2 separate regions of the Homo sapiens genome follow, and region 2 is linked to region 1. A link is an interaction called in ENCODE POLR2A ChIA-PET data of the cell type or tissue named here. Cell type or tissue: GM12878. All regions are shown on one strand. Each heading gives the region's core, and the rest is flanking DNA. Links, peaks and the distances in the headings are about the cores only. Region 1 overlaps LOC107986082 (a long non-coding RNA gene). Region 2 has its middle 19 kb from the start of LZTFL1.

Region 1 (4,394 bases), core at 127-4,126:
TATGTCCTGTTTAAGAAAGCACTCCTTTATCAACTCCAAGGCTGTGAAGATATTCCTGAGAATATATAAGACTCAGGCAAAATGAGTCTCAGCCATCCATAGATAGGGCTACCCGCCCTCCCCCTACAAAGGACTCCTCACAGCAATGGCAGCAGACGGAGTGCCAGCATTTTCTTGTGCTGGTTCCCTGGGCTCCAATTCGACGGGGCTGCCTTTTTAAAGTGGTTTTGCATTGTTTAGGCAGAAGGCTTGTTGCTGCCTCCAGCTATCTGCTTGCATGTTCTTGTTCTCATATATGAGTTATTCCTAGAGGGTACCTGGCTATGCAGTGACCTTCAGGAACTGGGCACTTTGGAGAGATGCCTCACCTGGACCATGAGGCTGCTGGGACCTTGTTGGTTTGATGGAGGCAAGGCCTCTCTTTAATTCCCTACCTCTGAGATCAGGCCAGCACCTCCTTCCATTCATACTGCTATACTCCCTGGGAGCCCATCCAGTATGTGAGACCCTGTGTGGTAGCTTTGGGCAGCACGAAGAATCACCCAGATAACCCCAAAGAGCAGTAAGTAAATGCAATGGGGCAGATAATCAGGGCTCCTGGTAGGGTCCCCATGACTTTCTGAAGCCTATGTGACAGCTCTCATCTGACAAGGCCAGTTGTGCTGCTGGGACTCATAGAGTGGAGAGGACAGGCCTGGAAGGGTTGGGGGGCTTCCGCAGAGAGCCAGCAAGACAGAGGGTGGAGAGGAGTGGTAGGCTGGCAGGTATGTAACCACTGGCTCTCTGCAGAAAAAGCTCTGATTTGTCACATTTGCCAATTTCTGTGGTGTAAACACTTTTACTATGACTTTTTTTTTTTTTTTTTTTTTTTTTGACAGTGTTTTGCTGCAATGCCCAGGCTGGAGTGCAGTGTCACAATCTTGGCTCACTGCAACCTCCGCCTCCCGTGTTCAAGCAATTCTCCTGCCTCGGCCTCCTGAGTAGCTGAGATTACAGGTGCCCACCACCACGCCCGGCTAATTTTTGTATTTTTGGTAGAGATGGGGTTTCACCATGTTGGCCAGCCTGGTCTTGAACTCCTGACCTCACGTGATCCACCCGCCTTGGCCTCCCAAAGTGCTGGGATTACAGGCATGAGCCACCTCACCTGGCCTTACTATGACTGATTCTAAGCTACCAAAGTGATGTCACTAAACGTGGAGACATGCAGTAGCACACCATTGTACTGAGTCTCCACTATCCAGATCCAACAGGCATAGATAATAGTACAGTCAATAATTAGGAAGTGCCAAGTTTTGTGTATTTATTACCTCTGTTTTAAATAACTTATTCAATTGCTAGCTTATGTAGTTTAATTCTTAGTGGCCATGTTTAACAACCAGCCCACAGAATTCTAGAAAATTTACCAGTTGGCTCTCAAGAGTGTGTGGCAGCTGGCTTTGGCATTCAGCAGGGGGATTGGGGCTAGGGAAATCACTTCTGCATGGCAGGGACAAGGGGAGTGAGTTCAGCTCAGTGGTGTCTGGTGCCCCATGGCAATGGGGTTTTCAGCTTAGCTGAGCCCCACTCTGAGTGCTCCTTGGGGCCTCCACTGCTAGTATGCAAGACACTGCCTGTGGACCGGTCTCACTGTGCCCCATGTCACTCAGGACAGACTTACCTGCAGGATAGAAGGCTAGCATGCCTTAGTTATCTGATTTCCGGAAGGGGTGGAGACACTGGGGAGGGCCCTGACTCAGTTGTATGGGTGTGGGCTCCTGGGCCCGTGCCAGGGTTCCTGATTACCCTGCCGACCATGAAGTTCATGCCACTTTCAATAATTTGCTCATCCTAGTGATGCCATTGTTACTTAACCACCCTCAGTGGCTCCCAGTCACCACAAGATAAAGTCCAAACTCCTTAGCCTGGTCTGTAAAGTTTTGAGGATTTTTAAAATTGGGCCCTGAGGAATTTAACTCTTGCACACCTAGGCTCCAGGAGAAGCTAAACTTTTCACTTTCCGGAATGTGCATTTTTATACTTCTGGGATGTCTCTCAGCCAAGAGCACCTCTGCTTTCTCAACCCAGAAAAATCCTGTCCTTTCTCTTGACCCAGATGATTTATTACCTCTTTTTAAAATTTAAATTTTAACACATTAATTTTTTTAGAGATGAGGTCTCACTATGTTGTCCATGCTGGTCTTGAACTCCTGGGCTCAAGCAATGCTCCAGCCTCAGCCTCTTAAAGTGCTGGGATTACAGGCATGAGCCACTATGCTTGGCCTTTTACCCTTTTTAAGAAGCCCCAGAACCCCATCTGCAGCTGGAATATATTGCTTGCTCTTCCCTGCCCCCGGGCCCTGGGTACATACCTGACTTTTCTTTTTGAGACGGAGTTTTGCTCTTGTTGCCCAACCTGGAGTGCAATGGCTCACTGCAACCTCTGCCTTCTGGTTTCAAGCAATTCTCCTGCCTCAGCCTCCTGAGTAGCTGGGATTACAGGTGCGTGCCACCACACCTGGCTAATTTTTGTATTTTTAGTAAACACAGGGTTTCATTGTGTTGGCCAGGCTGGTCTCAAACTCCTGACCTCGTGATCCACCCGCCTTGGCCTCCCAAAGTGCTGGGATTACAGGTGCGAGCCACCACGCCTGGCCCATAGCTGACTTGTAATGCCTGCCAGTGCTGTGCTGTCATGAAGAGTGCATCGTATGTGTCCCCTCTGGACTATGGCTCGCATCATGCCTTACTCATCCTTTTCTCCCTAGTGCCAGGTACATGGTTGAATCTCAATAAAAGTCAGCTGGTAAAGGAAAAACCTGCTGCAGATTCGAAGCATTTAAGTACAAGTTCATTTCTGTTGTTCACAGCTTCGGCAACAGTCAGATGTCTGCATTTTAGAACATTTCTTCAGCACATTCAAGTTCTTGACATGACTGTTCTCCCTGCTGCCCAAAGCACTTGCTCGCTATCCCTCAGGGAGCACAAAGACTCACACAGTACAAATAGGAGTGTAGAAGCCAGCAGGAGGAGATTCTGCAAAGGAAATGCTGGGGCTGCTGTGGGGACTTGCCTAGCTCAGGTGGTGAAGGAGAACCTGTGTGTGCACGTGCACACATGTGTGCGTGTATGTATGTGTATGTGGTGCCAAGGAGGTGGGAATGCCCCAACTTTTCCCTGAACCCTGGGACTCTCTTGGCTGCAAGTGGAGCTTCTGACCTCAGAGCCCCGGTGTCTCAGAGCTGCCAAGCTCCTTGGAGCAATGCTCCTCAAACATCAGCGAATCCCCTGGGGGTCTTGGTCCAATGCAGATGCTGGCTCAGTAGGTCCGGGACGGCACCTGCGATTCTGCATTTCCCACAAGCCCCCAAGGAATGGTGGTGCTGTTGGTCCAAGGCCCTCATTCCAAATCAGACCCATCGATACTCCCGTTCTCCAACCATGTTTGCCATTTTTGCCAATAGCCATATTTATCATGTTTGTGAACCATGTGGACTGTTATTTATTTATCATTTTTCTTTAAATTAATTCACTTTTCACTTCAATACATTTAAAAACAAAATTTTACATCACTACCATACACGTAAAGCTAGTGTTTTTAAAATTCATTTAAGATAAATTGAAGAAAATTTAAAAAGTTTAAATGTCTATGTCTGGTGCTGCCTCAAAACACCTTACGTACTCCCAGCGGCAGATGTCCCATATTGGGCACCACAGACCTTGCCCACGAACTGTGCCACAGAGCCCTAGAATTTCATGAATGTGCCTGTAGGACTGTGCCCAGGGCTTGGACAGGTTGGTGGGAATCCAACCAGAGTAGCCCCACCACCATATCTTGATATCCTGTATTGTGTTTCTGTGTGGAATTTTATTTGACAAAAAGTTAAGGTCCAAAACTATCAGAAACCCACTGCTGAGCCCATACATTTGTTTTAGAGAAGCCCTGGAGTTTGCTGTCCGATATGGTAGCCACTAGCCACATATCTTTACTTAACTTCAATTAAAATGAAGTACAATTAAAAATTCAGTTCCTCAGTCACATTTCAAGAGCACAATAGCCACATGTGGTTAGTGGCTACTGTCGGGACAGCACTTACATAGAACATTTCCATCACTGCAGAAAGTTCCATTGGACAGTCCTGACTTGTGGAAGCTGGGAGAAGAATTTGGTGATAATGCTTGCCACAGTCTCTTGCATTCTGGGCCTGGACTGTGGGCAGCTGCTTGGGATAAAGTAATGTCCCTCACACTGTCCCTTTGTTCTCAGAGAAGGAAAGATGGGACCTTCCTTCTCTCCTCTCCTCTGCCTCTCAAGATGCTGACCAGGGCATCATCTCCTGGCAGGAGGCCAGCTGTGCTGAAAGTGGCTCCATCCCTACAAGCTACTTCAGCTGCAAGATGGGAAACTCTAATAC
Region 2 (4,394 bases), core at 162-4,161, 60 kb after region 1:
TTATTTACTCACCTTGCGATTAATCCACTGTGAACTCTGGCCTCTAGGAAGCTGTCCAAGAAATAGGGACATAGTTGGAGGTGTTGCTCCTTGTAAAAATTATTTCACAGGTAAAAGTAAAAATGACTGACAGTAGAATCTAAAACAAAAGGCAGGATTTCTATTCTCCTGGATGGTGCTCGTTGATGATACACAACATGTAAGGCAGAAATGGGAACTAATCTCTTCCTGTTTTTAAAAATTTGCTATGCAGAGATAATTTTCATGTAATAATGAACTTAAAAGTCTGGTCTAAATATTCTACTCCATTCATATCTACCAGAAGGACATCTGACTCTCCCAGGCTTGAGTGCAGTGGTGAGATAATAGCTCCCTGCAGCCTCTAACTCCTGGCCTCAAGTGATCCTCCTGCCGCACCCTCCCAAGTAGCTGGGACTATAGGCACTAGCCATGGTGCCTGACTATTTTGTTGTTGTTGTTGTAGAGACAGCGTCTCGCTTTTTTGCCCACGGTGGTTTCAAACTTCTGGGCTCAATTGATCCTCCCACCTTGGCCTCCCAAAGTGCTGTGATTACAGATGTGAGCCACTGAATGTGGCCTATGCTGGTATTTTCACCAACAAAAAACACCAATGAAGTAGTTTTCTCATTTTTAAATGACAAAAATTAACGAATGAATGAAAGTGGATCTTTCACAGAGAACATTACATGGCTTTTTTTTTTTTTTTTTGGCAGAGTCTCACTCTGTTGCCCAGGCTGGCATGCAGTGGCATGATCTTGGCTCACTGCAACCTCTGCCTCCCAGGTTAAAGCGATTCTCATGCCTCAGCCTCCCAAGTAGCTGGGATTACAGGCTCCCACCACCACACCCGGCTAATTTTTATATTTTTAGTAGAGACAGGGTTTCACCATGTTGGCCAGGCTGGTCCTGAACTACTGACCTCAAGTGATCTGCCCGTATATAGCATTCTTAATAATGTACAGAACTGAAATAAAATTCACTTCATTTTTGAAAAATAAGAATTTGGGAAATTTGAAATAGAATGGCATTAAGTATATACTAATCATAGAATGCAACTCTAATAGTGTCTAATGATCACAGTATGATGACCAGCCACTGTAACTTTAAGGGAGAGAAAAAGAAAAATTTAATGTAGATTTTAAAATGTATACTTCTTGGGAGGCTGAGGTGGGAGGATGGTTTGAGCCCAGAAGGTGGAGGTTGCAGTGAGCCGAGATTGCGCCACTGCACTCCATCCTGGGCGACAGAGCCAGACACTGTCTCAAATAAATAAATAAATAAGTAAGTAAAATAAATAAAATGTATACTTGCAAGAATTTTTTTTTTCGAGAAATTATGCCATGAGAAGAGTGTGTGCCCATGAGTCTATATAGGGATGTATATGCATATAGGCATGTGCAAGAATGTGTGTGTGTATATGTGTGTGTGTTAGTTGGGAAGAACAGCAGTGAAAAGGAAAGGACTTTGGAATCCTAAGGTAATTCAGATGGTGGATGGACATTTATCTTATAAATGCTTTTTTTTTTTTGTTTTTTGGTAGGTGGTGAAAGTAGTAACACCAGCAAATGTGGAAAATCTGCTTTTCTCTTAATAAGATTGTGAGGTTCCCTTTGGAAGGCAAACTTTTTCTTTGCCTGAAATTAATCTCATTAATTTAGATTTTGTCAAAATAATTAGGCCAGGCTCATATGCTTCAGTATGAGGCCACCATGTGACAGAGCACATGGAACATGCAGTGTCATCTTGAAAAACGAATGATGAAGACAGGACAGGCTCCGGGTGGAGCTTTGGAGTGTAGGAAGAGGTTGCATTCTCACCTAGTCTCTTAAAGGGTTGCCTCAGCAAGGAAACCCAACCCAAGGAGTTTAATAAGTACGAAATCGTTGACCATTTTCATCTTTTCCCATCTTAATTTTAAAAATCACATATTTTTCCTGCTGCTAGGAGAGATTTTCTGCTGAAATCTTCCCACTGACTTCTGATCTAGTCCATTGCCAACATGTTTGTGCTTGACCCTCATTTGGGCATATTTCTTCTGGGTCTTTTAGTTAGGATTATTTTTAGAGAGAAGATAAGGGAAAATGAAATACCTCTATTCAGCACAGGGTCGAAGTACACTGGCCTTGTGCAGATGTGCTTAGGAGAGGCGATGGACACTAGAGAGGGCCCAGGAGTGGCATTTATTCCAAGCCTGCCTAGTATCAGTACAGAGACTGCCTGTGCGTATTATAATTATTTTGAAAGACTGTGAAGAAGCAAAACGAAAAAAAAAAAAAAACCCCAAAAACTCCCTTCCAGATCAAAACTTCAGAGGGCAAAAGTTCAAGAAAGGATTTATTTTTAATGTTGAAAGAGAAGAGATTGTGAGTAAAATCGAGAACAGTGATTAAAATGCAAAAGCCCGGGAAGCTCAGAAGTGCTGTTTGGTTTGCTGAATGTTTGTATTTTCTCAGTCAGAAGCCAGCCAAATATACCTGCCTTATTCCTGAAAGGTTTTTCTAACTGGCTGCTAGCCTACAATAAAAACCATTTTCTACAGCTTTAATGTGTGCTGAGGAGGGGTGGGGGAATGTTTAAAAGAAGTCCTATGAGTAAGTAGACCTTGCGATGATGCATTATAGCATTATATTTGCAAAGATATGTGTGCATGTGTGTATGTGTGTTTGTGCCTCTCTGTGCATGTGTGTGTGTGTTTGCATTCTTGTGCCTGCTTATTTGCAGATACAAGGGACAAAGTCACAGATAAGTAGGAGCATAGCTGAGACCATAAACTAGCAGTAAAGCACATAACTGATATGAATTCTACCACTTTCTTAGGCTTCATAACTTACGTCTCTTAGTGTAACTAAGTAGAAGAATTTACTTACCCCTTGCCTAAAAATGAAATCTATTTATGGAAGCCAAAAGCTGTGAGGGCCGTTTATATCATTTATTACAAACCTGTCCCTTGGAAAACCAAGATCCAAAAAAGCCATGTGGCTTGCCTAAGGTACCGAGTTTTTGTCAAAGTATTTTATTCCCCACCTGGTGGTCATTATCTTTGTCATTCTTATGGAGCTCATTTTTCCTGAGAAAATAAAAATCATATACGACCAGCTATGGACTTTTGGTAATCAAGCTCGTTTATCAAATGTGTATTGAGCACCTGATATATATGTGAGGCACCATCTTAGACTCTGGTGTCACAATGATGAAAACAGACATGGTCTCTGTTCTTGGGAGGTAAAGTGAGTCTTAAAGCTGTGTGAACTGGTTTTATGTATTTTGCTCTTCCTTTGAAGAAACTTACAAATTAATTGTAGCCTCTGGATCCTCCATCTGTACCAGCCAGGAACAGGCGGACCAGGCTGGAAAAACCCTTCAGCCTCCACTGGAGGGGAACAAACCTTGGCCATGCACGAGGTGAGGATCTGGGATGTGGTGGCTTCCCTTCAAACAGATCTGCTTCCCAGGGAAGTGACCAATAATGACACAGGACAAAATCAAAGTGCAACCTGCAGGACCATGCAGGGCATGGAGGAGATGGGATTCCCCACATTATCCTCCTCAGGAGTGATTTTCACAACAACAACAACACTGTTCTCTTCAGCACTTCTTCCACCAACCCTCGCGGGGAAACAGTGACTTACTGAGGGACCGTCTGACATGGGCTCTGACCCTCCTGGTTCTACAATCTGTTTTGTGGGAAAGAAATCTTACTTGCTGTAAGTAAGAAAAAAGAAAGTAATGGCTTTGGAGGCTTAGAAGCATCTTAAAGTATGGGCCGATCTACTAGCTTTTGACATTGGATCTGAGTTTATGCCAGCCGCAGTTGAAACATTGCTGACAACCAGTACTGAGAACTCTCATGGCTTGCAGCCTTCCCTCAGGCACTCTTCTGGAATTCTCCCATATCTTGAAGATGTGGAGGGAGCACAGATATAAGTAATAATGACAGTAATTTATTAGATGATCTCGCCTTTGTTCTCTAGGAAAGTAGTTCTTTCCAGAATGTTATCTTTGGAGCTACTCTTGTTTTGAAACTTTGTTTTAAATCAAACTCAGTTCTGACTGCTTCGGCTTCTGGTGAGAATAGTATTATGAGACCCAAGAATAATTCAATAAAAACACATGCATTGAATGTATATTCATGAGTCCATAATGATACTCAAAAAGAATACTGCCAGAAGAAACTCATTCGAGGCAGCTAATACCAATGTCTTATTTTGACATTGTGTAACTGAAAGAAAAGTGCGTCTAATGTCCTTCAGGTAGGAACTATATTTCAAGGTAAACAAATAGCTCCAGTTGACAACATAAAGCTTGAAGAATGCCAGCTAAATGTAGAGGGATGAAAGTCATAATCTTGCAATTCCTAATGAGAGGGATGAAAG

What was found. ChIA-PET counts read pairs that join two places held together with the same protein. Peaks named below come from ENCODE experiments on the same cell type or tissue, not always from the same donor. Only the 100,000 strongest peaks of a DNase experiment are listed, where the experiment ranks them.
Region 2: POLR2A ChIA-PET joins it to region 1 with 6 read pairs; 6 of 35 experiments call an interaction of 5 or more read pairs at or near these places.

Annotation. Positions count from the first base shown.
Region 1 is chr3:45,799,136-45,803,529 of GRCh38, forward strand. The region is part of intron 2 of LOC107986082 (a long non-coding RNA gene); the gene reads left to right. Among named protein-coding and RNA genes, the nearest start is that of SLC6A20, 4.8 kb to the left of the region's middle. In GM12878, for the core only: no CTCF peak of the experiment used is centred there; no DNase peak of the experiment used is centred there.
Region 2 is chr3:45,858,928-45,863,321 of GRCh38, forward strand. It overlaps a transcript of LZTFL1 not described here. Among named protein-coding and RNA genes, the nearest start is that of LZTFL1, 19 kb to the left of the region's middle. In GM12878, for the core only: no CTCF peak of the experiment used is centred there; a DNase peak (open chromatin) is centred at 2,404; H3K4me3 peaks cover 453 bases; H3K27ac peaks cover 1,463 bases.